Regions from separate parts of the Homo sapiens genome. Here region 1 is linked to region 2. Evidence: chromatin contacts called from ENCODE Hi-C or POLR2A ChIA-PET data. All regions are on one chromosome and are shown on one strand. Each heading gives the region's core, a stretch centred on a gene start or an enhancer-like site at or near the end of the contact. The rest is flanking DNA. Distances are from core to core; before and after follow the strand shown.

The links. Hi-C counts contacts between places; a loop is a spot of excess contacts on that map. ChIA-PET counts read pairs that join two places held with the same protein, here RNA polymerase II (POLR2A). Pooled maps may share reads with other maps.
Region 1: a pooled map shows a loop between it and region 2 (1.9-fold over the local background). The contact joins two enhancer-like sites. A Hi-C loop is called at or near these places in 2 of 37 single-sample maps with no recorded cell type and 1 of 50 pooled maps. POLR2A ChIA-PET finds 5 or more read pairs at or near these places in 3 of 52 experiments (BJ, CD8-positive, alpha-beta T cell and GM12878).

What each region holds. Positions count from the first base shown.
Region 1 is chr1:198,650,107-198,654,422 of GRCh38, forward strand. All of the region lies in intron 2 of PTPRC (protein tyrosine phosphatase receptor type C), which reads left to right. Among named protein-coding and RNA genes, the nearest start is that of PTPRC, 13 kb to the left of the region's middle. Within about 2 kb of position 1,784, at least 6 of the 41 ENCODE cell types and tissues checked have a DNase peak (open chromatin) inside an H3K27ac peak, as active enhancers do; they include CD8-positive, alpha-beta T cell, where a contact is called at or near this core.
Region 2 is chr1:198,186,224-198,190,535 of GRCh38, forward strand. The region is part of intron 1 of NEK7 (NIMA related kinase 7); the gene reads left to right. Among named protein-coding and RNA genes, the nearest start is that of NEK7, 31 kb to the left of the region's middle. Within about 2 kb of position 2,013, at least 3 of the 41 ENCODE cell types and tissues checked have a DNase peak (open chromatin) inside an H3K27ac peak, as active enhancers do; they include CD8-positive, alpha-beta T cell, where a contact is called at or near this core.

The DNA.
Region 1 (4,316 bases), core at 534-3,033, 460 kb after region 2:
AGAAAGGTCAGGCATCTGTAGTATGGTGAGTAAGAACTGAGCAGGTTGTGGTGAGGCTAGAAAGATAAGCAGAAGGCAGGTCCCACAGGGCCTTGATGGAAATGGAAAGAGCTTGAATTTTACCTGAAGTATAAAGGGAAGGAACCATTTTAAGTTCTTAAGTACAGAATAACCTAATCTTCTTTCTGTGTTGAAGAGATCACTTTGACTGTTATGAAGAGAATAGATTGGAAGTAAGGCAAAGCCTGGAAGCAGTTATGAGGAGACTGAATGGGAGGATGGAGAAAGGGGATGGTGATCTGGACCAAGTGTTGGCAGTGCAGGTGGAAAGAAAGGAAAGACTGACATAGAATTAAGAGAAGTGGCTGCATGGAAAAGACAAAGACATTTTAGAGAATGACTTTTTTTCCCCATGAGCACTGGGATGGGAAAGAGCCAAATTAGGGGGTCAGAAATCCAGAGTTATGTTTGGGCTGTTATTGATGTCTGATTTTCATTAGGTGGTAGAGAGGTCAAGAAATCCGTTGGAGATAAGAGGCTGAGGCCCATTCAGTAGGTCTCAACTGGAGACATAAACATAGGAGTCATTGCATTCAGATGGAGCTTAAAGCTAAGGGACTGCATGTGACAGTGTAAATAAACATGTAGAGAGTAGCAGATGACTGGTTTCTGAGCCTTGGGAAACTTCATATTTGGAAGAGACACAAGGAGGAGCTAGGAAAAGATAGTGAGAAGAGGTAGCCAGTGAAAAAAAGTAGAACTATACTTTGCTTTGAATGTTGAAAAGGGTTGGCATTATAGTGAGAATTCAGTAAATTCCACATAAAAATCTGAATTTATGTCTCCCCTAGAAAGGTTGGTTGTGAACATGCAATTGGTAAATATCTCTATTAACTTTAATATTGTTACAAAAGTAATATTAAGGAATTTATAATATTTGGAAGAATTAGATGTCTTTACCTAATATATCCCTTGCTAGCTTAACAATTAGAAAAAGAAAGAGGTACATCTTAACATAATTTGTTTTAATAAAAACTACAGAATATATTGAGAGACTAAAGAATTAGAAATTTAACTGAAAATTTCATGCAAAGGTAATGCTCTGTTGAACCATTTTGTAGCTTATGTTTTGTTTTGATACATATTTTAAAATATTGTTTAAGACAATACTTGAACAGATTGGGATTGTGTGTGTGTGTGTGTGTGTGTGTGTGTGTATTGGTTAAATAACTGGTTTATTTTTAAACTGAAATTAAACCTTCCATTTCTTTGAGAAATTTAAAAAGTAGTTGTTATCAATGTGGCAGATATTAGGTAGAATCTAATATCGTGAAAATTAAACTGCACATAAATAGATATAAATCCTTTTGTCAGTGTGTGTATATCTCTGTGTGTAATTTTGATCTCAGGCTTGGCAGGTTTCCTTAAAACTTTTTTTTAGAGCTACTTAATTTTGTACTTACTGGTGGTTAGCTAATAAGAAAAAGCTAATAAAAAATAGTGCTTACTCTGTGCCAGGCACTTCTGTTAACATTTTATAAATGTTATCTCATTTAACAAGCTCATGTCATTGTATAGTCTAGCTTATACTTGTCTTTAACATAAGCAAATTTGTTAATTTGTGTTTCCTGATATTATCATAAAATTTACTGGTTGTCATATCCTAAAAGGGAATAGTTCAATTTAATTTTCCTTGTTCTAATTTTAAATACAGTACTAAGGTTGAGAAAGAAGGGGTCAGGAAAGGGAAGTAACATTGAGTGTCTCGTGTGCCTGGCACTCCATATGATGCTTCAATGCACACCAGGCTATTCAGCCTCAGATTTGTTTCTACATTGCTTCTAGTTCTACAGATTATTCAACGAATGTACAATCCTTGGTCACTAGTCTTAATAGGGAAAACAGAATTATGGTTAAAACAAAAGAGTAAGTAACTTAAATATGATCTATCGGTATTTATTTTGTATTATGATATTTTGCTTAAGTTGAAAAAAGGGCGCATCAGGTGTTTTGGCAGTTTACTGTGATCTCAATAGTGAGAATGTATTGAAAAATCTCAGTACAGGAGAAAGCTGTGCAGCTTTCTCTTCCTGTCGCTGCTTAATTTTCATGTAGATATAAAGCCGCAGTTTAAGCACATCTGCTTAATCCTTATTTAAAAGACTAGGAGAGAACTAGAAAGGGAGGGAGGGAGAGGAGGGGAAGGGGGAAGAGATTGAGAGAAATCTCTCCCATATAACACAAACACTGTATTAGTGTGTGAGAAGCAGATAATCGTGCATGTAGGCACTATCATTTGTGAAATCAGAAAGCATAATTTACTCCCAATGCTGAATAATCTAGTTGTGTGTAAGCACCAGAGAGATATTTAAATACCTATCCAATAAAAGATAATAAAAGCCTAGCAAACCTAAGTAATCCATTTTCAGATGTTAATCCAATTACGTAAACAAATATTACCCTTTTTTTTTTTTGGTCATTGTTTCAAGGATAAAGTGTAAATGAAAGAAATAGCATTCCATCTAGGTAAAAGAGGAATCAGCATCATTGAAATGTGAATAGCTGTGATTCCTCCTTGCTGAATGGTAACTTTAGAAGAGAGGGAACCCAGGAGTCCATCCAGAGGCTCAAGGAATAAGAGGTTCTCACCCATAGGAAGATGAAAAATACTTTCAGGGTGACCCATGAGGGAAAATCACCAAAGCCTTTGAAATAAAAGATTTTCCCTTTTCTAAGAATAAAAGATGGTGTTATGTCAAGGGCGGCTCGATGGTGTGGATGAAAGAACTATTGGGAATGGCTACTGAAAGATCAAAGGCAAGTGGAACCTCAAAATTCTGGAAGTAGAACGAGTCAGATACAATATAAGAAGTACTTCAAAGGCAAGAAAATAAGAATAATAAAAATACCTTTAGTTGTCAAATGTAAAATTTGTGCCAGTTTTGTCACATTCCATTTTTCAGGAACACTGTAAAGGTATTTTCTATTAATATCAATTTAACTGTACATATCTTCCCATCTATCTTAATTAGTCACTTTTCAAGAACAAATGTGTTATGCTCAAAGCATCCAAAGGACTTTTTTGTTAGCCTTAATAAAATGCTTTCTCTTAAACTAAATTTTAATTTAGTTTACATGTCTACGTATAAGGTGGTTATAGAAAATGAATGTAAAATCACTTCATTAAGTGTAACAAAACAAAATAATATGAGGAATTGTTATACTGTTTAAGCATTTGAAAAACGATAAAGGAGTATAGAAATTTTGTTACCACTACTATGATTAGTTTCTCATTTGGTTTTTCACTTTAAGAATTGGAATAAAAGTTGAAATCTTGATTAAAAAAACAAGAAATGATTCACAAATTATTTTACAAATTGAAATACTGAAATACAGAATGTTCAACCACTGTCAACATGAACTCCTATTCTGTAATTAATCTATTCTATAAACATCTGTATTTGCTAAAGAGCAACAGATCAAGGAAAAGAAAAAATAATCCTTGCCATCCATAGAGCCATGATTTTTGTGGAATCTTCGCTCCAGTTTAAGTTTTGTCAGTGTCTGGAAGAAAATACTTCCCATGGATCATCTTTTTGCTAAAGAGTATTCTTTACATTTTAAAACATATGAATATTTACATAAAGGTGTTTGTGGAAAAGGAAATTATGTGCCTTTTATTTTAATTCACCCATTATTCTATTCCACATGTAAAGTAGAAAATACTACTTTAAGACAAAAGTAAAGCATTATTTATTTAAAGATCTATTTTGTCCATGAATTTTATCAGAGGTAACGCTTCTTAATGTTATTCAGTGCCATAACTTGCCTTTTTTCTAGGCCTCCATTTTATGAACTGAACATCTGGATTTGATGGCAAGAAAACATTTCCTTCCGCTGGCTTTTCTAATAACTCCCTCTTACAGATATGCATGCCTCATGTTTGTTAATAAAATTGACGTGATTTTAATATCTGGTATTTTAACACACTGTGAATTATGGAATTTTCAGTGGCTTTATTTAATTAAATGCATTTTAAAATCCTTACAAAAAAATATTAAGAGTAACTCTAAAATGTATTAGAGCCACAGATGTTTTCCTTTATAGTGTTAATTGATTTAAGGTCCATCAAAATGCTGTTAAAATGTCTAGAGGTTAACAATAACAGTGGCACATGGGTCAGATTAAAATTCTTTTTGAGTAAAATAAATAAATAAATGACAGCTTATTTTCTTCTGATTTAAAAAAATTAGCTAGTGGATTGAAACAACAATGTGATAGCTAAGATTTCATTCTCTCACTTTATAATGAAAGGA
Region 2 (4,312 bases), core at 763-3,262:
TGTTTAGCAATGAATTCAAGTGATGTTAAGGCATATCGGTTGTATGTGATGTATGGCAAACTATAATATTGAAACCATTAAATATTTAGATTTATTAAACTTCCCTTTACCTTTAGAATTTCCTTTAAAAGTTTCAAAGGCCAGGATATTGTGTAAAGAGCAAAAGAGCAAGTTTTTGTTTTGTTTTGTTTTGTTTTGTATTGTTATTTGCCAGTTATCATACAGGCTGGCAAGGAATGCTGAGACCTGCTTTGCAGTTCTTTGACCTACTGGATTGCCTACATAACTAGCTACAGAAGTAGCTCAAAGATACAGGATGGCTGGTGCATTTGTTGTTTGGCATACTTGGTAAGGATGTACAAGGATGTGTGGGCCCCATGACAGACAGTCTTTCCTGACAGTCCAACCTTTGCCCATACACATTCTTGGTTGAACTCAAATTTTCATATGAGTATACCACCCCATCAGCAATTCAGATTAGATATGCTGTCAGGTGCTGAGGAAAAATTCATCCAGTTTATCTCATACAACACTTGATGAGGACAATTATCAACAGAATGAGGCCAACCTGCAGTATTCACCTCAACCATGTACCCTAGGATTCTGGACTCAACAAATTAAGTAAAGTCCCAGACAGTACTAGTAGATATTATTTCAGATAATCATTTAGCTCCCTTCCTTATGGGAAGTATGGATTGTTCCATCTGAGCAGTGGTATTAATTCATACATATCTTGGTCAGCCAGCATGTAGTTTAGGCCAGTATGTTATGCATTATGACTTGTACAAAGGAATTTTAAGCTGACCTGCTGATATTCCAGAGTTTGCACAGCCCCATTGCCTGTGGTAACTAAAGTTAAGGATAGATTTCTGACCATTTGCTCTGTGGCATGAATTCCACTGTCAGGGAAAAGTACTTGCACTGCTATGTGGAATGAGAAGCCTGCATGTCCTCTGGGTAGTTTAGCCTAGATGAGGCACATGTTGTCTTCAATATCTAAACAGTCCAATTATGTGCCAGGCTTCCCTTTTGGTAGGTGGGGACTGCAGGGTAAGTAATTTTTCCTTTATTGTCTCAGGGCAGTCAGCATTGCTCCTGAGAATTTGACTCCGATGGCTAGTCCCTATATCTCATCAGGATTAATGAACCACCCCTGGGCCCTCATGTGAGTCAGCATCTCTTCCAAAGCCATTGCCAAGGGAGAAAGGCTTGTTCCACATCTCAGCATTGATGCAAACAGCAGGAGAATTCAGATACTCCCGTGGCTGCTCAGTAAATCTGTTTTGGAACCTGGAGATAAACTGATCTTAATTTTCTGGTACCCAAGGGATTGAGAAAGAGACAGTAGCAATATCCAAGATGGCATACCAGGTGTCATTAGTTTGTGCAGTTGATTCAGTCATGGTCACAATGTCTGGAACACCCAGAGCAACAGGGACAACAACTGAATTCAGTTGGTGAGAATCCACTGTAGGCTGCCAGCTCTCGTTAGTGTCAGTATCTAAAAGAACCATACAAGTTTGGATTGCCCACCTTGACCTTTCTTCCTGAAGTCTTTCCCGTGGGTAGAAAGACTTTGGCTGCATCTCTGGTCCCTTTATCTTTAAAGGATAGCAAATTAGGGTACAAAGGTACAAGGTTATGTAATGGAGGCAATGAAGGAGTAATTTATTCTAAGGTTGCCACTCAGCTTCTTAGTTCCGCTAGTAGAGGGGGATTGATTTCCATGGAGGAATCTGGCTCTATAGAGGCACTTCTGGTTTTAATCAGACTGCTTTGCTTTCAACCAGCTACCTGCTTCAGGGCTCCCATAGCACAATTTCTGGTGCCAATTTTTTGGGTGCTGATCCCATCTGTGTTTGCTTAGGGAATCCTTGTTTTAATAGTCATAGTGACATTGCCTTTTGGCTTTCCAAAAAGTCGTTGTCTATCTCAGCACACTGCTCGCTCTACCTTTTTTTGTTGTTGTTTTGTTTAGGTGAGAACCTGGATTTCATAGAGAATGCAAGGGGTAACACAGTTTTAGAGGAAATGACTAAGTAAGCTGATTAGCTTACCACAACTTCATAGGTGATAAAAGTAGATAAGACTTAGTGATGAAAGCAAGGCAGTTTTTTAAAGCACAGCAAACAGCAGGAGTATCAGCATAGTAGTACCAGTTTTCTTGCCTATAAGTTCAGTGGAGAGAAGTGATGGCCCTTCATGGTGGTTATGCTTGCATGAGTTGTGTGGCAGCTGAGGAGCCCAGAACTAAGGGCTCAGTACTTTTTGTAGCAGCTAGCAGGGAAGCCTGACACCATTGGCAGGGAGTAAGCAGTTGTACTGAAGTCCCTGTAGTTACTTTGACCCGTGCCACTAGCTACATAGAAAGGGCTCAGGGACAGAAGATACTTAGACCTTGTAGTTTTGTCTGCTTCTTGAGGCTGTGCTGCAAACACTTGGCTCTCCTGATATATTATTATCAATATGAAACACCTAAAATATTATAAGAATAGGTATTTTTCAAATAATGTGCATGAAATAGTATAGTAATACTATATCTGAGTTCTGCTTTCAGAGTTAATAAAACACTTGTATAATTTATGTCGCGAAGTCATCCTACTTGGTGAAGTAGGCCAGGAAAGTTGATCATCTCCATTTTGCAGAAAAGAAAACTGATGCTCACAGAGGGTAAGTGGCACGTGGCAGATTATATGTGAAAGTTGTGCAACCAGGCATTGAACCTCATCTGTTTTCTTTTACTATCCTAAATCAAGTGCGCTTGAATGAGTAGAAAGTGATGATTTGTAGGTTATGGATAATATTTACATATCTGAATATTTCAATAAAATTGTTACTCTCTTGAAACTTCAAAATCCTAAGTTAACAGTTTGCCTAGGAAATACATTGGTGTTAAAATTTAGTTCAGTTTATGTGTGGCATGTTACGTATTTTGAATATAAGTCTGAATTAAGATTTTACTGGTATTAGTGTCATATAGGAAAAGAAAGTGGAAAAGAATGCTATTTGAAAGGATTTTTTAAAAACGTTGTTATTTTTGTTTAATTTTCATGTCGTAAGTCCCTAGTTGTATGAACTGACATCTTACAATTAGATAAGTTATATTTAAAGCACAATTGAGAGAAAAAGTTCATATTTATTTGCATCTTTCGAGTTAAAAGAACTAAAGATTCGTTCTAACTCTGAGTGGTATGAACAGTAAGCAGTAGGATACTACTAAGTAGAAGATCATAGTAGTCAGGCTAGTGTTAGGTCAGACTTTCCATTATTAATCCTTCTTTTGGTATATATAACTTTTGGTTGAAAATTCTAAGGAACAATTTGTATACAAATTTTCGGCCTGGGTTGAACAAATATGTCATGACCCACTTACAGGCCTCATTAAACATTTGGATTAATGTTAAGGGCTTTTAAGATGAAGGCAAATTTTATGTTTTAGAATATGTTTTCAAAGTATTTGTTCTTTTGGGACAAACAGCTTAAAGTTATTTTATTCATTCCTTCTGGGGCTGCTTTATTTTTAGTATTAAACTCAGAATAGCTACCAAGCTCAAGTGATAAACTTTAAAAACCTATAAATTGTAATCATTATGAATCAAAACAGCATTTAATCGCAAGAAGCTGTTGGATGTGAATAAAGAATTTGTGTATTAATTGATTAAAAAGTTAAACTTATCTCCAGGTTTCAATGATATTTTTAAAAAGAGAGGAGGGTCATTATTTTGTGGCTACTTAATTATTTAATTTGTATTGCCATATAGGCAAATGTTAAGAATGCAACATCTTGAATAATTCTTTCCTATACTTTGAGTAATTTTATTTTGAAAAATGCTTGCATTTTATTTGAAACACATGAAACAGAAGTATTTTAATGAAAATATTACTGCCACATTAAGTTTTCTGTTCTTGAAGATGTATAAAAATTACCCCATTTTATCTCCCTAACACTATCAGAGTTGCCATCAAAATCCGCTATGAAAACTTATCATTTAGTATATATTAAAGCATTCATCTGGGAACATGTTGTCAGCTTTCAGTCAGTTGCAACAAACAACAGACTTTTAGAGACTCCTCTAAATTTCAGCGTGCCTCCGTCTTCTTAAATCTATACCCCTGATATTTTCTCACACAACAAGTAAACCAACCTAAACTGGCAGAGAGGTGGAATTTTTATGCCAGTATTTTTCTTTAATGCTTTTGGATGACTTAAGCTTTAATAAAATGCATATTTATTAAGAGTATACTGTTTTATGGACTTCTAGAATAAAAATACAGTTTTACTAAATAAAATTGAACAGAATTAATCAGATAT